Linked DNA regions of Homo sapiens: all the other regions are linked to region 3. Evidence: chromatin contacts called from ENCODE Hi-C or POLR2A ChIA-PET data. All regions are on one chromosome and are shown on one strand. Each heading gives the region's core, a stretch centred on a gene start or an enhancer-like site at or near the end of the contact. The rest is flanking DNA. Distances are from core to core; before and after follow the strand shown.

What was found. Hi-C counts contacts between places; a loop is a spot of excess contacts on that map. ChIA-PET counts read pairs that join two places held with the same protein, here RNA polymerase II (POLR2A). Pooled maps may share reads with other maps.
Region 1: a map of Right ventricle myocardium inferior shows a loop between it and region 3 (8-fold over the local background). The contact joins the enhancer-like site here to the promoter of PTGR3 in region 3. A Hi-C loop is called at or near these places in 3 of 168 maps with a recorded cell type or tissue (GM12878, Right ventricle myocardium inferior and sigmoid colon), 4 of 37 single-sample maps with no recorded cell type and 8 of 50 pooled maps. POLR2A ChIA-PET finds 5 or more read pairs at or near these places in 2 of 52 experiments (CD4-positive, alpha-beta T cell and HEK293).
Region 2: a loop to region 3 is called in a map of ascending aorta, with 4 times the contacts of the local background. The contact joins the enhancer-like site here to the promoter of PTGR3 in region 3. A Hi-C loop is called at or near these places in 2 of 168 maps with a recorded cell type or tissue (GM12878 and ascending aorta), 23 of 37 single-sample maps with no recorded cell type and 15 of 50 pooled maps. POLR2A ChIA-PET finds 5 or more read pairs at or near these places in 2 of 52 experiments (MCF 10A and OCI-LY7).
Region 4: a map of PC-3 shows a loop between it and region 3 (17-fold over the local background). The contact joins the enhancer-like site here to the promoter of PTGR3 in region 3. A Hi-C loop is called at or near these places in 11 of 168 maps with a recorded cell type or tissue (Calu3, IMR-90, MCF 10A and 8 more), 11 of 37 single-sample maps with no recorded cell type and 22 of 50 pooled maps. POLR2A ChIA-PET finds 5 or more read pairs at or near these places in 3 of 52 experiments (CD4-positive, alpha-beta T cell, CD8-positive, alpha-beta memory T cell and activated naive CD4-positive, alpha-beta T cell).
Region 5: a loop to region 3 is called in a map of endothelial cell of umbilical vein, with 2.1 times the contacts of the local background. The contact joins the enhancer-like site here to the promoter of PTGR3 in region 3. A Hi-C loop is called at or near these places in 1 of 168 maps with a recorded cell type or tissue (endothelial cell of umbilical vein) and 1 of 50 pooled maps. POLR2A ChIA-PET finds 5 or more read pairs at or near these places in 3 of 52 experiments (OCI-LY7, activated CD4-positive, alpha-beta T cell and activated naive CD4-positive, alpha-beta T cell).

The regions. Positions count from the first base shown.
Region 1 is chr18:74,860,710-74,864,145 of GRCh38, reverse strand. The region is part of intron 4 of ZNF407 (zinc finger protein 407); the gene reads right to left. Among named protein-coding and RNA genes, the nearest start is that of ZNF407, 260 kb to the right of the region's middle. Within about 2 kb of position 1,826, at least 2 of the 41 ENCODE cell types and tissues checked have a DNase peak (open chromatin) inside an H3K27ac peak, as active enhancers do.
Region 2 is chr18:74,805,337-74,808,501 of GRCh38, reverse strand. The region is part of intron 4 of ZNF407 (zinc finger protein 407); the gene reads right to left. Among named protein-coding and RNA genes, the nearest start is that of ZNF407, 210 kb to the right of the region's middle. RefSeq lists enhancers at 1,324-1,373, 1,358-2,557. Within about 2 kb of position 1,646, at least 10 of the 41 ENCODE cell types and tissues checked have a DNase peak (open chromatin) inside an H3K27ac peak, as active enhancers do; they include GM12878 and OCI-LY7, where a contact is called at or near this core.
Region 3 is chr18:75,207,718-75,210,994 of GRCh38, reverse strand. It overlaps PTGR3 (prostaglandin reductase 3), which reads left to right and starts at 1,856. Exons shown (of 2, transcript NM_175907.6): 1 at 1,856-2,145. The coding sequence starts at 1,937. TSHZ1 (teashirt zinc finger homeobox 1) reads right to left here and starts at 198. Exons shown (of 2, transcript NM_001308210.2): 1 at 1-198. RefSeq lists enhancers at 87-381, 1,421-2,351 and silencers at 1,142-2,181, 2,207-2,382.
Region 4 is chr18:74,896,438-74,899,432 of GRCh38, reverse strand. All of the region lies in intron 7 of ZNF407 (zinc finger protein 407), which reads right to left. Among named protein-coding and RNA genes, the nearest start is that of ZNF407, 300 kb to the right of the region's middle. Within about 2 kb of position 1,257, at least 2 of the 41 ENCODE cell types and tissues checked have a DNase peak (open chromatin) inside an H3K27ac peak, as active enhancers do; they include IMR-90 and PC-3, where a contact is called at or near this core.
Region 5 is chr18:74,839,416-74,842,800 of GRCh38, reverse strand. All of the region lies in intron 4 of ZNF407 (zinc finger protein 407), which reads right to left. Among named protein-coding and RNA genes, the nearest start is that of ZNF407, 240 kb to the right of the region's middle. Within about 2 kb of position 2,105, at least 2 of the 41 ENCODE cell types and tissues checked have a DNase peak (open chromatin) inside an H3K27ac peak, as active enhancers do; they include endothelial cell of umbilical vein, where a contact is called at or near this core.

The sequences.
Region 1 (3,436 bases), core at 577-3,076, 350 kb after region 3:
AATCTATGTGGCTGCAGCCCAACCAACCATCATAATTAGTGAACAATTCTATCTCAGTCATATTTCCTGCCCATAGAGTCTACATGCACTCCAAATGCTATTTAATTATCCTCAGGAATAAAGAGACCTGACTTGCAGGAGACAGAGGTTTGAATGTTTCTTTATTATTTAATTTGTCTAAGATAGTTAAAAAAACAAAAAAACAAAAATAAGAAAATAACATTACAATAAATTACACTGCCAGGCATAACTTTATAATACTATAAAACCAGAGGTTCAGATATGCAAAGGTGGTGGAATAGTAACAGCAAAAGAATAGAGAATACATGCTGTAGCCAACACCCCAATTAGGTTCCATCATGCTTACATACAGTAGGTGCTCAATTATTAAACTGAAAAGTCTCATCTAAAATTGTGAGACTAGAATAGAAAAACATAATAGAGTTGTTATCTTCAGTAAAATAACTTCTGGTCCTTTAATTCGCTGCAGTCTGAAAAATCCTTAATAAAAAGATAGTAGCAATATAAAGAATGGTTTTGTTTTCCTTTCATAAAATCTAGACTAGCAACTAGTCAAATAAAAGGAGACTTATGGTGTATAAATAACCAAAAGATAAGGACAAAACATTCCACTGGAATTCACATGATGCTATTCACAAAAACAAAAGAGCTAAGAACTGGAGGTGGTAAAAGACAGAAGAAACACTTGTCCTCATGTTGACAAACACCTCATGGAATATGTAGAGATGTGTGTTGTATATCTCCCCAAATTTCTAATATTCTGCATAGCAAATAAGTTTATATTAATTACTGATATTTATTATTCTTCAAAATAATACGCAATCAAGCACTAAGGAATACATACAATGTCACTTACAAGCAGAAGAGGTGGAAGTATGAAATACCTAGAAAAAAAACCCAAGTGAGCCGGGTGCGGTGGCTCACACCTGTAATCCCAGCAATTTGGGAGGCCGAGGTGGGAGGATCACCTGAGGACAGGAGTTCAAGACCAGCCTGGTCAACATGGTGAAACCCCATCCCTACTAAAAATATAAAAAATAGCCGGGCGTAGTGGTGTGTGCCTGTAATCCCAGCTACTTGGGAGGCTGAGGCAGGAGAATCACTTGAGCCTGGGAGGCGGAGGTTGCAATGAGCCAAGATCGTGCCACTGCACTCCAGCCTGGGCAATAAGAGCAAAACTTCATCTCAAAAAAAAAAAAAAAAGTGAGAAATAATGAGAAACTTTTCCTCTGGGGAACACAGGCAAAAATATTAACACATTTTAATTACTATAAAGTAAACAAGTCCTCTGACTGAATTCTAACTTTTACCTGAATTAACACAGATCTGACCAGGGACTAACAGGATGAATAAGAGTTGGCAAAAAGGGAAGCAAAGCTGAAGAAGAAAAACTTCAGAATTATCAAATTTTAGGATGTATGATTCTAAAATAAATTTATTTGACAATTTGGGAGATTTGACTCTGACAAGTGACAAAACCAATTAAAATTTGACAAATTATGTGGACCCACTATCATGTATTAAAGTAATAAATAACTTCGATACAGTACTACATAAATGCATTTTATATCTTGGTACTTCGGCAAACAAAACAAAAAGATAGCTACAGCTTTATAGTAAAAACAGCAGAACTGCAATTATACATTTATTCTATAAGGTTAACATCAGGGTTTCATAAATGTATGATTTAATTTTTTTTTATTTCTCTCCTATCACTGTTGTTAAAATTCTCAGAAAAACATTTGGCTGCTCCCAGACATATCTGGCTACTTACAGCATCTGTAGACCCAGGGAACTGTGTGTGCCACACTCGATCCAACGTGCAGCCAGCTTTCCTGAGTGAGAGCTCTGGCGTGTGTTCTGTAAAGTTACCGGTCATAAAATACTCTGCTCTAGGACCTAGGTTTCCTCACTGCTTAAAATAACCAACAATGTTTCCATCCATTATTTGTAGTTAACAAAGGAATTATGTATTGGATAAAACCAAAATGAAGATTTTAATAACAAATTTAAACAATTTTAGAGAACTTTTAAAGAAAATTCCTAAAGTTCTAAGTCTTATCCAGTGGGTATCAAAGAAAATACTATTCACAATTAATATCTAATGAAATATTAATCTTTAAATCATGGAAAGATATTCTATTCTCACTAAGCACCTATGAAAACACTGAATTAATCTGTAACTCTATGTGACTTGAAAGTCATAAATTCAGAATTAAAAACTTCAATTTATCCTCAAGAGTAGGATTTAATTTACAGATTCATAGTTAAATATCCATATTCACAAAATCATTACCATTTACAGTAAGGAAATAATGAAATAAAAATATTTTTTAAATGAAAAACATGAAAGGGTATTGAATATAACACGAATATAAAAGTCAATGAAATAACTAAATATATATAGCAGTACAAACATCCTAAGAATTCAAAGAAGATACCCTTTGGGCACAATTATTCAATCGTTATCGATATGGTAGGCTACTCGTTCCTAGAAGCTATAATTAGATACAATGTATTCTATCCATTTCCTTCAGATGTAAAATAACCAAGCTAAATAAAGTTATTCCTGTCCTGAATATGTTGTCTATTCTTTTAGTTGAAAGCAAACGTCGAGTAAATTCCTATTTATCTCCTTGCCAATCAAGGAATGAGTGACTGACACTAACATAGCCTTATCTGGGCCTTCTGTCTGCAGCACATTCCGCTAAGTGATGTCATTGCTCTAGCAGACGAAAATAAGCAGATTATTACAGTGACTAGAAGCAAACTAAACATTTGGATTTTTGCATGGACAGATTTACACACTGTCTGTCAGATAAAGCACAGTTTGCCTGCTGCTTACACAACAAGAATGTGCCTGACAGCTTCCTCCCAGGTTTAGTATCTGATTACATAAATAGGCCATTCCCCACCATTCCTGAAGACTGACAGTCTGTCTTAGCTTAAAGTGCAATTTTGGACTATCAGCTTTTCTGTCTTGCACACTAGGCTGATTAACATCAGAGTACTTGCTGGAGGTCCAATCAGGTTTTCCAACCCTAGGATTACAGGCCATATAAAAAGAGGCGGACACAATGGGTGGGGAAAGGTGACTGCTCCCAAGGTACATTTTTAAGGCTCAACCATTTTAACACACTTATTCATGTGTCCATATTTGTAGTACGACCTCAGAAATCATTCAGAAATAAAGCTAAATAGCTTTATTTATAAAATATGAAACACAATCACACAAAACATAATGGTAATACATAAGTGTTACTATTTTTACAGCTGCCATGTCTTATAATGAATATTTTTGCAATAGTCCATTAAATGAATGAAATGCCAATGACTTATCACAGTCCTAAAAAACCGTAACACTGAGATGAAAGAATGCTGAAAAAGTCATCTGGTATTAATTAACCTACTTCTT
Region 2 (3,165 bases), core at 397-2,896, 400 kb after region 3:
TTTTAAAGTCTCAGTAAGTCATTCAATTCCAATACCATTATACATTTTATGCTTAATAATTATCAAACTCTTTATAGACTTTGTTGTTTCAATCGTTTTAATAGTAATTACAATAATCCTTTCTACACATTTTTAACACTTAGAGCTTTATGAGCAAAGATACTAAAATATAAAAAATGCTAAGTGCTGGCCGGGCGTGGTGGCTCACACCTATAATCCCAGCACTTTGGGAGGCCAAGGCCGGTGGATCACCTGAGGTCAGGAGTTCGAGACCAGCCTGATCAACATGGAGAAACCCCTGTCTCTACTAAAAATACAAAATTAGCCAAGCGTGGTGGCACATGTATGTAATCCCAGCTACTCGGGAGACTGAGGTAGGAGAATCATCTGAACCTCGGAGGCGGAAGTTGCGGTGTGCCGAGATCGCGCCATCGAACTCCAGCCTGAGCAACAAGAGTGAAACTCTGTCTCAAAAAAAAAAAAATGTGAGGTGCTGTGGCATACTCCTGTAATCCCAGCTCTTTGAGAAGCTGAGGTGGGGGATCGCTTGAGCCCAGGAGATCAAGACCAGCCTAGGCTAAACATAGTAAGACCTCATCTTTTATTTTTTAAAAATAAAACAATTAAAAAAACCTTACATCAATGTATGTGTCCGTGAGTATGTACTGATACCCAGAAATGATAAGATGATCATTAAAATATGTCCACATACAAATACAATAAAATCTGTGGGGGAAATAAGGGATGTGAGTTCAAGAAGAAAAACAAATTTTCTGACAGTTAAAGAACTTATTCATGTACTTTTAAATGAATGGACGGTGGGAATCAAATCATCATGGTGTTAACATTCTATTGGATACATTTTAAAGTGGTACAAATATTACTTTACTATGTCAATTTTTATTCTACACTTGAAATTATATCCTGTCCAACTTCTGTACTTAGGATGAAAATACTCAGTTGCCAACAACTGGGGCAGGGGATACAGAAGTTTGAAATACTATCATAGGGGAACTTGAGCACCATACTATAGCATAACTAGTGTGACTGTTCAAAGTCTTGCTTGCCCTGTGAAAACCTTCCCATGAATATCCATGCACAACGAAGACTACCTCCATGACTCTCGGGACCCTGCTCATGTCTCTTTACAAGCTGGCCTGTATGTGTGTTACAGCCACAGGACCCTCCTTCAGCACATGCAGCCCAACACTTTCAGTTCCTAATTCAGTTTCACTGTACTTTCTGTTCCCTCCACCTAGAATACTCTTTAATGCTGCCTTTCTCATCATTCACGTTCCTACTCAGCCTCAGAATACAGGGACTCTCTTTGCATTACTTCTTGCAAATAATGCAGGCTAATTTGCCCGAAAAGCCTTAAAAAGGCTTCAGAGGTGCCTACTGTAAACAATCTATCTACAATCACCTGTTGCTTCCCGTTATTATCTCCATGGCATCTACTGCTTTCTGAAATTATTTATGTGCTTCTTCACTTACTTTCCAGTTCTGCCATAACAATGTAAGCTCTATGGGTAAGAAGTGTTTATTTTGCTCACCACTCCATTCTTAGAACCTAAAACCATGCCATGCCTGAGAAAATTTTTGCTAAATTAATCATAGGTGTGAGGTAAAGGTGACTCATAGTCCTAGAATAGCTTCTACATGTCAAGCACTCTGCTGGGACACTTACTCAGTCTCACTCTATTTACTCCTTATGAGAATTTTCTAAAGGGAGTATTATTCCTTATATTTTTAGTTGAATAAACGGAGTTTCAGAGGTTAAGTAACTCGGACAAATTGCATCAGTTAATAAAATGGAGGTGACAGGATTTAAACTCAGGTACTGGATCTTAATCATCCTCTGCTAGAGCTTTATCCACTATGACATGTTGTCATTTTATTTCCCTTACAGTATTTTCATTTATCATCTTGTTTGATCCTCACAACAGTCCACATCTTATCATATCTGCTTTCCAGAAAATGAAACTAAGGCTCTGAGAGTCAAAAAGCTATGTCCATGGAAATAAAGCTACTTAGGGACCAACTGGAACTCAGGTCCTCCACCCCTGGCTCTCGCCTTCCTCCTACAACCCCCCATTGGCATAGGCTAAAGCAGAGATTGGTGAATTACAACCAGGTTGACAGGTGAATCAACTTCCCAACATATCACACTGTGCCACTGTCAAAAGCTTGAGAGTTTACAACTGCCACAGACTTTCTGAGATAAGATAAAGACAATCAACATTAGCCATACTAAGGAAAACCTAAGTAATCCTAAGTAAGGGGCGCGGCCTAGCCAAGGTGTGGGCCTGCAGTCACAGCAGGCCCTGCGCCATCCAGCCACTGCTCCAGATTTGGCAGGAAACCTAAGTGCACACGTGATGGCTTGGAGTTCTACAAAGTATAATCTTACTCGTTTAGTATTATTTTAAGATATTTTCCCAAGTTCTAGTGTATAAGGATAAATCATTTAAAAACTCAAGAAAATTTTTAACAAAAAGAGTTACATCACTAGGAAAAAAATGTATTGGAAATAGTAAAGTCTGTAGAATATACATCCATAAGCTCTTCCATTAAACAAAGAATGAAAGAGGACGAGTCGAGAAGTCAAGTAGGAGTATCTCAATTTTCTCACACAACGTAACATCTTCATTTGCTTGCACAATGCTCAAATCTGTCTTAAAACAATGAACAATGAATGACTTCAAAACATTATAATCAGTTCCAGTTAAAATTGCAGATATAATTTATACTGACTCTTGTCTCTACCTATACCAGGTGGAGACCCTTTAACAGATGGTGTTCATTCCCACCTAACAATGATCAAACAGCAACAGGAAAACTTTGGTTCAGTTTAACAGAAGTCAGGTCTCTACTCCAAAGTATCATAAATGTATTGATAACATTCTTATATTTTTACTCTTCCCATTATAAAAATAAAAAGTTGTGGGGAAAACAAAAGATAATTATGGAATCAAAAAATCAGATAATGCTAGATTTAACAGTATGCTTATGTTGCAGTCTGCTACTAGACAATTTGCATTGAAAATGTAAGTAGGTATTTATCTTTATCACTACAACTATAAATAGAAAAGTGTAAATCAGACTATTGTGACAGTTCAACTGGAGAATTTAGGAGCAGAAAGCAGAAAGATTTTCCGCAATATA
Region 3 (3,277 bases), core at 607-3,106:
AAAAAAAGGCAACAACAACCCGGAGAGTGTGTGCAAAGGGGGTGAAGAGCAGACATTCACTGGGTGGGCGAGATGAGCGTGGACTGTCCCCCCCCCCCTCAAACTCCTGGGAGAGAGGGAGATGCACTCTCGCTCTCTCCTCTTTTCAGTGAAATATAACACACATTCGGATCGCAGAGCTTTCAGACAGTCTCAACTGATAGACAGACACATCGAGCTGCTTTTCCTGCTTCAGTTTTTACTCCTCCTCCTCTCGCCAACGTCACCCTGACAATTACAAATAGGTCTCTCACAAACCATACCTGTCAATCTTTTTAATTGCTTTGTTTTCTTTTTTTCGGAGCTAAACAATATGACAAAAAAAAGAAATCTTAATACAGCATAACATAAAAGATTGTACATTGGAGGAATTCATTCAGTGTTGTTATTGTAACCCACTGGCTGATACCGGGTAAAACCCATATGCTCTAAGTTAAGTAGACATTAGTTCCTGCAGATTTTTAAACCTGTTAGTTCCCCCCCAACACACACACATACACATACACACACTTGCACATTCATACACACGCAACCACGTGCATCCAAACTACCCTTGGGTGAAGCATGTCCTACATTTGGGGGGAAAAATATCTGTGTCGCTTTTGCAATCTCAGGTTGGGGGGTTAGATTTGGCTGGGGAGGAGCCCAGAGTAGCTTTTATATTTTGGTAATTCGTGGGTAACTGAAAAGCAAGATATTTTTAAAATTAAATTTTACAATTTAAATAAAAATGTAAAGATGGACTTAGTTCATCACAGAAAAGTGTGGAAATATTTAATTTGGCCCCTCTATAAAAAGTGAATTGACATTTGGTCCATGCACGCCAGTAGGGAGAAAACGGACACGATGGAACGACAGATCTTTCTAGCTGGGTTCGAAAATGAGGTCCTCACACAGCAGTGCAACGTCTCCAATTCAGTTAAGTCCCTCGGCATCCCCACGTAGAACTTTAAAATGTGTCTGTGCTCTGGGAATTTGGCCTTCTGGTTTTCTATATGTGTGTTCTCTCCCAATGGGAAACCTGTAACAGTCTTGTAGATCTACTTAAAACATTCATGGAAAAACATGAAATCTAGGCCAAAATAAATAAAATGGCTTAGTTCCTGCAACTTGCATGGGACAGACCGTGGACAGAAAGCACGCGCAAGGGGTTCCGGGGACAGGAAGCCACCAGCCTGGGGAGCGGGAGGCACTGGACATTTCCCCGCCCCGCGGTCGGTACGGGTGCGCGTGCGGCAGCGGCGGCAGGGGCTCCCCGCCCTGCCCGGGGTCCCCGGTCGTGCCCCGCCGCCCGGGCCGCGCTCGGGGTTGATTCGTACCACCTTGCAAGGAAGTGAACGCTTCGCACGGGAAGGGGAGGCGCCTGCGCCGGCCGCCGCGCAGCTCCGGGGACGCCCGGGGCTGCCGCCGGCTCGGGGCCGCAGACGACCGCGGGACGCGCGAGTCCCCCGTCCCCCCTTGCCCGCCGTCCCCCCCGCCACCCTTGCCCGAGAGGAGTCAAATCCGGCTTTTAGAGCTCGGGGAGGGTGGGGATATCCGGTGCCTCTCCCGCGCCAGGAGGAAGGGGGAGGGCGGAGAGGATCCTTGGCCAGTCTGCGCCGAGCAGATTCAAACCAAAACAAAAAGATTAAAGGAGCAGCGGCCGGGGCGGCAGCGGTCCCCAGGCCGGGACACCCGGGGTGGTGCGCCCGGGTTCGCGGGGGCTGCGCCGGCGCCGGGGAGGCGGGGGGAGCGGGAGCGGGCGACGCGGGGAAGGGGGGAGCCAGGGGGAGGGCGCCGGCCGGAGGAGGGGCGGACCCGCCCGCCCTAGCCGAGCAGAGCACAGCCGAGCCGAGCGGCCCGGGCGGGGGCCGACCCCGGCCAGCGTCGGCGCAGAGAGCGGGCGGAGGCGCAGGCCATGCTGCGGCTGGTGCCCACCGGGGCCCGGGCCATCGTGGACATGTCGTACGCCCGCCACTTCCTGGACTTCCAGGGCTCCGCCATTCCCCAAGCCATGCAGAAGCTGGTGGTGACCCGGCTGAGCCCCAACTTCCGCGAGGCCGTCACCCTGAGCCGGGACTGCCCGGTGCCGCTCCCCGGGGACGGAGACCTCCTCGTCCGGAACCGGTGAGCCCGGCGCCCCCCAACCCCACGCCCCCGTTCTCGCCCCGGGCTCGCGCCGCGCCGCGCCGCTCCCGCAGTCCCCAGCCCGCCCGCGTGCCCACACTCCGGCGCGCGCTCGGGCGCACAGCCTGAGTTTGCGAGATCCCGGGAAGTTGAACCCGCCGCCATCTGGCGAAGGCGAATGTGATGTGACTGTTGCTGGTGTGAATATCCGATGCCACCGAACGTCCTCATAACTGAGGGTTATTTTAATTTGGGATTCCCCTCCCCTCCTCCAGCCCTCCCTCCTCCCCCTCCCGCTCCCGAAATAAAACCGACGGGACCCAGAAGGGGAGGCTCCCCGCCGGGCCGCCCGCGCGCACCCACAGTTCCTGCGTTGACATAATCTTTAGGGTGGAGCGGGAGCAGCCTGGACGCAAACTGCGACGTTTAGGTAAACGTGCTTCGGAGGAAGGAGGCTGGGACCCGGCTGGCTTTCCCTGTTCCCTCCAGGTTGGCAGCCGCCTCGCAGTGGCGGAGCCTGTCGTTGGATGTGTGGGTGTGCACCTCGCCGGTGTTGTCTGCGTGCTGTCAGTGCAGTGTGACTGTTGTCTGTCCCCTGAGTGTTAACGACCGCCGCGTGGCGCGTGTCCCGGGCAGCTGGGCCAGGGTCGGGGTGGGGGCATGGCTGCCTTTGCCGGCACGTTTTGCAGACATTCAGGTGACACCGGGTTGTTGCGAGACCTTCTGGCTTTTCCATTCCCCGCGCTCCCCACCGTCGTGTTTCCGCCTCACTCATCTTTAGTAACTGGCGAAGCAACAGGGAGGAAACGGACCTCACTCTTTATCGGAGCCATGCCCGCTTAGGTCTTTGCTCCGTGGGTCCCTGGCTGCCCGACTTGACTGGCAAGGCGCTCCTCTATGCCCTCTGCAGAGGCCTGCAAAGTCCCATCGAAATGTTTACGGTGCTGCATGTGTCAAGTTGAATAATAATATCGAAAGGGAGGAGTAAGTTCTGACTGTAACTATGTTGTAAATTGTGTACTAGAAAGTACCGTAAAGTCCCTTGCACGGACTGAAGGACAAAATGTACCTTCCTAAGTAGCTTGATGCAGCATTTAATTTGTCCATTTTCGAGATTCCTATTAGCCTTCCT
Region 4 (2,995 bases), core at 8-2,507, 310 kb after region 3:
TGACCAGCACACCCGAAGGATGGCGTGCAGCTCTCTGTCACCCTCCCCTCAGTCCATTCACTGGGCCCACAGATCCATTCGTTCACCTTCCCATCACCTGCCACTCTCTGCCCTTCCATCACAGCATTAGTTTAAGGTGATTTTCTGCGTGTACCTTTGCAATTGTCTTTTAAATGGTCTCCTGTCTCCTGTTGGATCCCTCTCTGACTCATTATTTGTACTGCACCAGTGATTTTGCAAAGTTAAGTGTGATTATGTCATTTTCCTGCTCAACATCCTCCACTGGCTCCCTACTGCTTTTGGAGGGAAACAGATCATCCAGCATGGACAGTGGAGAGAAACCCACACAGACTTCCTGCTGTCTTTTACCACAGAATCTCATGTGACCTACAATCCAGGCTTGTCCGAGTGAAAAAGAGAACTTGAAATCAAAGGAAAAGTATAATTTGGGAGTGCAGAGTGGAACAGAGTCTTAAACTTTTAACTCAAAGATATCTGAGGTTTTTAGATTGGAACAAATTTATGAAATTCAAATGTCAACCACTTTTCCCCCCAGACACTTCAATCCAAAATATTAATTTCCATATTTAAGCACAAAATTTGAAATTTATGTTTTCTCTCAATGGAAAAAAGTCTTGTTTTATGACATTTCATGTATGTGTTAAAAGTTGTAATTTAAGATGAAGAAACAAAATGTACTGAAAGAAAATACCATGTCAAGTTAATCAACATACACTCAAGACCTACACAGAGATCTCCAAATGGTGCCCTAGCTAATATTAAAGATACAAAATGAGGACTAGGTTGTTTACAAAGATTCAGGCCATAATAATTAAAAATAAGAGATTAAAGTTTAAAGAGGAAAGATTAATATTAGGTTAAAATTCTCCACAGAGAAAAGTATCAGGTTACACACTGCGTTATTGAATAAGGAATTCTAATTTATTTGAATTATTGCTCACTTGCAGTTCTGCAGCTGGCAACAGTGCAACATTGTTTTACCAAAACAAAACAAAACCTCAGAAGTAGTTCTTTTTCTAGAACTTCTAATAAATGTAGTTAAGTACGAAAATAATATGAATAGGAAAAAAAATCCAACAAAAAATTTGTGCTACATTCCCTAATTAAGAAGACAAAGATGTAAAATTTATAAAAGATATAATATTGTCTTAAAGAAATTCTTAGGGATGAGCCAAAATATACACAATAAATGCTACCACACAGAAGGCAGCATCTTATGCCTAGAGGGAGTGGAATGAGTCAGACACGCTGATACATAAGCTGCTCTGTCTTCCTCTGCTTCATAAAAACGACGGCATCACCATTTTCCAAATGTTCAAAGTTTGTCTTTCTGTCTTTCACATTTTTTCTACAGGCTCCAGACAGGCAATATTTCAGAATATGTGGAAACAAAGAAGCTGAAAATAAAATGAAATAACTAGTATCTTAGCACTCTGACCAAATTAGTGAAAACTGATTTGTACATAAAGTACAAACTTTTATATACTTCAAAGTTATTCTGTCGTTGCTATTTTCCACCAATAGTACTTGCAAAAATTGGGTTATTTTCTCTCAGATCCACAGCTGAGTCTACATCCAACCCCACACTGTAGGGATGCATAGGTGACTTCTGTCAGCTCCTCCTGGAGATTAGAGAGTTTTCCTAATAAGCTACACTGTATGAGCTTCTATTGCTGGAAGATATAGATAGTTACATAGTAAAGTGTTTTGTTGTTTGATAATAGCTCTAGTGTCTAAGGAATAACTTATTATGCAAGAGACTATTGCCCAAAAAAAAATTTTCTATTTTTTTCATCTCTAAGGCCTTTCTTTCTTCCACAATATATACAGATATATCTAACTACTACCCAAGGGACTGTCCATAGTAATTCCTTGTAGAAAGACCATCCCCAAAGATAGCTTTGGTCCTTTTATAATGACTGGATTTGCGATTCAACAACAGCAGGTTTAATAAACATGTTTATCTGGATTCTACTTAAAGAGATAGCAGACGGAATGCATGGTCACTTTGTGTTCAAAATGACTCTTCTAATTAATCTGTGATCCCAATGCCTATTTAAGCTACATCAACAAACAAAGCAACTTATTTGTAACTGATCAACAAAAAGTAGGATCTCTGATTCTTTTTCTTTTAAAGACATGTGAACCAATTTATAATTTTTAATGCTATGGAATCTATTTGTTTTCAAGTTTGTAAGATCTTTTACTTAAACAAGGTTGTTTTGTTTTTTAAGATAAAATTTAACAATGTTAACTAAAGACCTAGTGTAAATGCTTGTGCTATATCAGCACAGAGCCTCTTAGGCTGAAAACAAAAATTTTAAAAAGCCTATGTACTTGTGTGTTAGAGGGCAAGAAAGAAAATTATGAATAAAGCAAGCTGAATATGAAAGTAACACTAGATAAAAAACATTATACAAAATACAAAACCAAATAAAAAATTAGAACTGATGAGATAAAATTCACTAATGAAATGGGCAGAGAAAACTAGGAAATATTTCATTCAGGAAGAACTCAAGTTCTGCTGCAAAGAATTGTCAGAAAAAAAGGAAGAATAGATTAACACATAGTACAACATTCACACTTCATTATAGAACACCTGAACAGATGATACAATTAAGAGGACATTCATTTTATTTTGTTAGGGAACCCCTCAAAAAAATCCCACCTAAACTTGCCAGGAACTTCTACTCCACGTGAAAGGGAGTACACCGGTATAAAGTGTCATCATGACACAAGCTAGGAGAACCTTTCAAAGCAATCTTTATGCTTGCCAGGACAAAACAGTTTCGCAAACCAGCCACCACACTGACATCTACCTGTGGCTGGCTGAACTGTGTGCAGGTGACAAGCAGGAAGGGGCGATCTGACCAGGAGCAAGCACTGCACAGACAGTTCAGGGGACACATTTGTCTTCCAGAAATTCATCACAATTTGAAGAAGGCCTTGGAATCATTATTAGCCTAAGAAAAGT
Region 5 (3,385 bases), core at 856-3,355, 370 kb after region 3:
AATGAGCCGAGATTCCAACACTGCACTCCATCCTGGGCAACAGAGCGATATTCTGTCTCAAAAAATAATAAATAAATAAATAGCATAGCCGAAAAGGGAACAATATAGTATATAAAATAAGCAAACATTTGTCTAAATGACACACTCAACAGGTCAAAGAAAATGAAAAGGAATCTCACACACACACACACACACACACATCACTAGGGAAAAACTTCCAGGGTCAAAAAGGCGTCACTGTTTTTCAAAAACAAACTAATGACCTAACAAGGAACAATACGAGGATAGAAGGAAACGCAGCTGAAAGCATCAATATGAACAATATTGTTACTCCATTAAGTGTCATAAATCATTATTAAAAAGATTTAAACACAGTAGTAGGAATTTAAAAATTTTTGAAATACTTTGTTTTATATAAGCAAATTATAAAATAATTTACTTCAAATATGAGAAGTGCACTTAACAATGTTATAATGGAGTTTCAAAGAGGCTGTAAATTTATGGGCCAACACAAAGAAAGTGAAATTGGCTACTGAGTTAAATCAAAGATCCTTTTATTAGGCACCTGTCGTTTCTACCACATTTGCTAAGTGGTGCGGGCAATTTAGCCATGAATAAGGTAAGCTAGGATCTGAAAGAGCCTACAGCCTAGTATCCAACAGAATAAAAAAATCTTAGGCAACCTTTCCAAAAAATATTAATGCATAAATGTCTGACCAAAATAACACAAAGACCAAAGAAATCTAAATCATGTAAGACTAAGCTATCTTAATCTAATCTTAAGAATAAGGACTATGAATCTCACCTCAGGAACATAATATTAAACTGTAATCCAAAATGTAAATTTTCACGAAAAAGAAAGTTCACAATTTTAGGACTGCAACGTTAGTAATAAGGTACAAACGTAGGAGATAACATGAAGGATTCATAGTTCCTAATGACGCTGACATTTTTACAAAGCAAGCTGGATACTTGAGTCTAGGGATAACCTAGAAGACTGACTATACCTCTTTTTCATGAGTTTCATCACGGAATTTCCTAAAATCTATGCACATGGCTCAAATTCATCAGTGTTGCTCTAAAACAAAACACACAAACAAATCCCTTTCTCTCTTAGTACCTGGCATAGAAGCCTTGAAATGATTCTACAATTAACATCATTAGCAACAACCTTTCAATTCATTTATTCACTAAGGGCCTTTTACGTAGCAGTCACTGTGGTGGGCACCTGGGTGAACACAGGTGATAAATAGCAAACAAAAGTTCATAAATCACACACTCACATAGCATGTTTAAAAATAACAAGTGCTGCTGGAAACAACAGAGCAGGGTGAGGAGGTTTGGGAGTACCGCCAACTTTAAATTCAACAGTAAGGACGGGCCTCACTGAGAAGGGAAGCGGTGAGCAAAGGGATGAAGGGTAATGATCAGCCGTGAGGGTGACCTGGTGGTAAACAGTTAGCAGCCCCCCTGAGGCTGGGGGTGGAGTGAGGAACTAATATGCAGGGCTTGCTCATTCCTATGGTGAAAAGCCTCCACCGTGGCCCATTTCAGCCTACGAAAAGAATGGCAACCAGTTCACAAAATTCCTTAAAGTTTAACAATTGGCCCACCTTATAAGAGCTGGTTTCAGCTCATTACTACATGAGAAAATCTGGCAAAGCAATAATCCAGATAGTAAAGGGCACTGAAGAGGGGGCACGCCTTGCGAAGAGCCCAGCACACCGGAGCAGTGCAGGAGAGAGACAGCAGGTGAAAGGTGGGCCTGAGAGGTGACAACAGAGACCTCATCACTGGGTTTTCTCTAAGAGAACTGAGGCACCAGGGAGGAGCTCTGCGCAAATGAGTCATGTGTTCTCACTTTCAGCATCAATGTGTTTACCAAACTGAGAAGAGATCCCATGAGGGAAGACGGAGTTAGTTGGGAGGACTAATTAGGAGACCACTGGCATAATTCAAACAGATGATTGTAGTGATGAGAAGCTATAAAATTCAGAATCTATTTTGAACATGATAGATAGGATGTGAGCTATGAGAGGCAGAAGTCCAGGATGACTACAAAGGCTATGGCCTATGTAAACAGGAAGATGGTGATCTCATCAGCTGGGACAGGAAAGTCTACAGCCGGGTGTGGTGGGGCATGCCTGTAGTGCCAGCAACTCGGGGAGCTGAGGTGGGAGGAGTGCCTGAGCCCAGAAGTTCAAGGCCAGCATGGGCAACAAGCAAGATCTATCTCAATGTTCAAAAAATAAAATAAAATCTGTAAGAGAGGCAAGCACTTGTGGATTGGGGTGGGAGGGATGGTGAGGTGGTGAAGAATAAACGAGTTTTTCCACTTGGACAAATTAAATTTGAGATGCCTATTAGACATCAACATGGAGAGACTAAATCAGCAGATGGAAATATGACCTGGAGGATTGGGAGAAAGGTCTGGCTCGAGATCACCAACTTGAGAGTTCTTGGCCCACAGAGACCACTGACAGCCACAGCACTGGGTAAGACCCCTAAGAAAATGAGGCAAACCTGGGACAGGCCAAAGACTAAGTCCTGCATCTTCCAGCATGAATGGTGTGTGCAGAAGAGGATGAACCAACAAAAGAGACTAGAGAAGGAGTTACTAGTAAGGTACGGGAAAGACCAAGAAAGTGTGGTTTCCCGAAAGCCATGTGTATATTGAAGAGGACAGAATCTTTCCAAAGTCTTCATGTTTCCAACTTCCAACTGTACAGTTCTAAAGTAAGAGTATTGGTCTAGAATCTCAGATCTCTGCCTAATCTAATATGCCAGGGCTGATGATGTTCAAGGGGACATTAAATTTCCCCACAAAACTCAATTTGAAAAAGAAGAAATTCTTCACTTGCTTCCTTAGGTCCTCTTCCGTGCTTTATAGAGTCTAACGGTGTTTTCTGTTTTTTGACTCTTCCTGGTATCCATAAGTAAATATCACTATGACTGATGTCATTCCCTATTCCCTCTTCTATTCCTTATTACTAATTCCCATAATCTCTTGGTAAAATCTTCATAAATGTGCTCTTTCAATACATACACACATAGTTTTTAGATACCTACAGTATGGGTACCTGAAAGTGTGGGTATCCACACTGCTTAGCAACTGGCAATGCATTTTCAATGGATTCTTGTCAGTTACATTTAGTAACCTGGAGAGGCTATAGTCCCAAGTTATTCAATCAAACACAAATCCAGGTGTTTCTCTAAAGGTATTTGTAGATGTGCTAACAGCTGAAATCAGTTGCCTTGAAGAGAGGGACATTCTCATCTTCTGTAATCTGAACAGCCTCCTCCAATCAGATGAAAGGCCTAAGAGCACAGCTAAGGTTTCCATAAGGAAGAAAAAATTCTGCATGTAAACTGCAACATCAGTTCT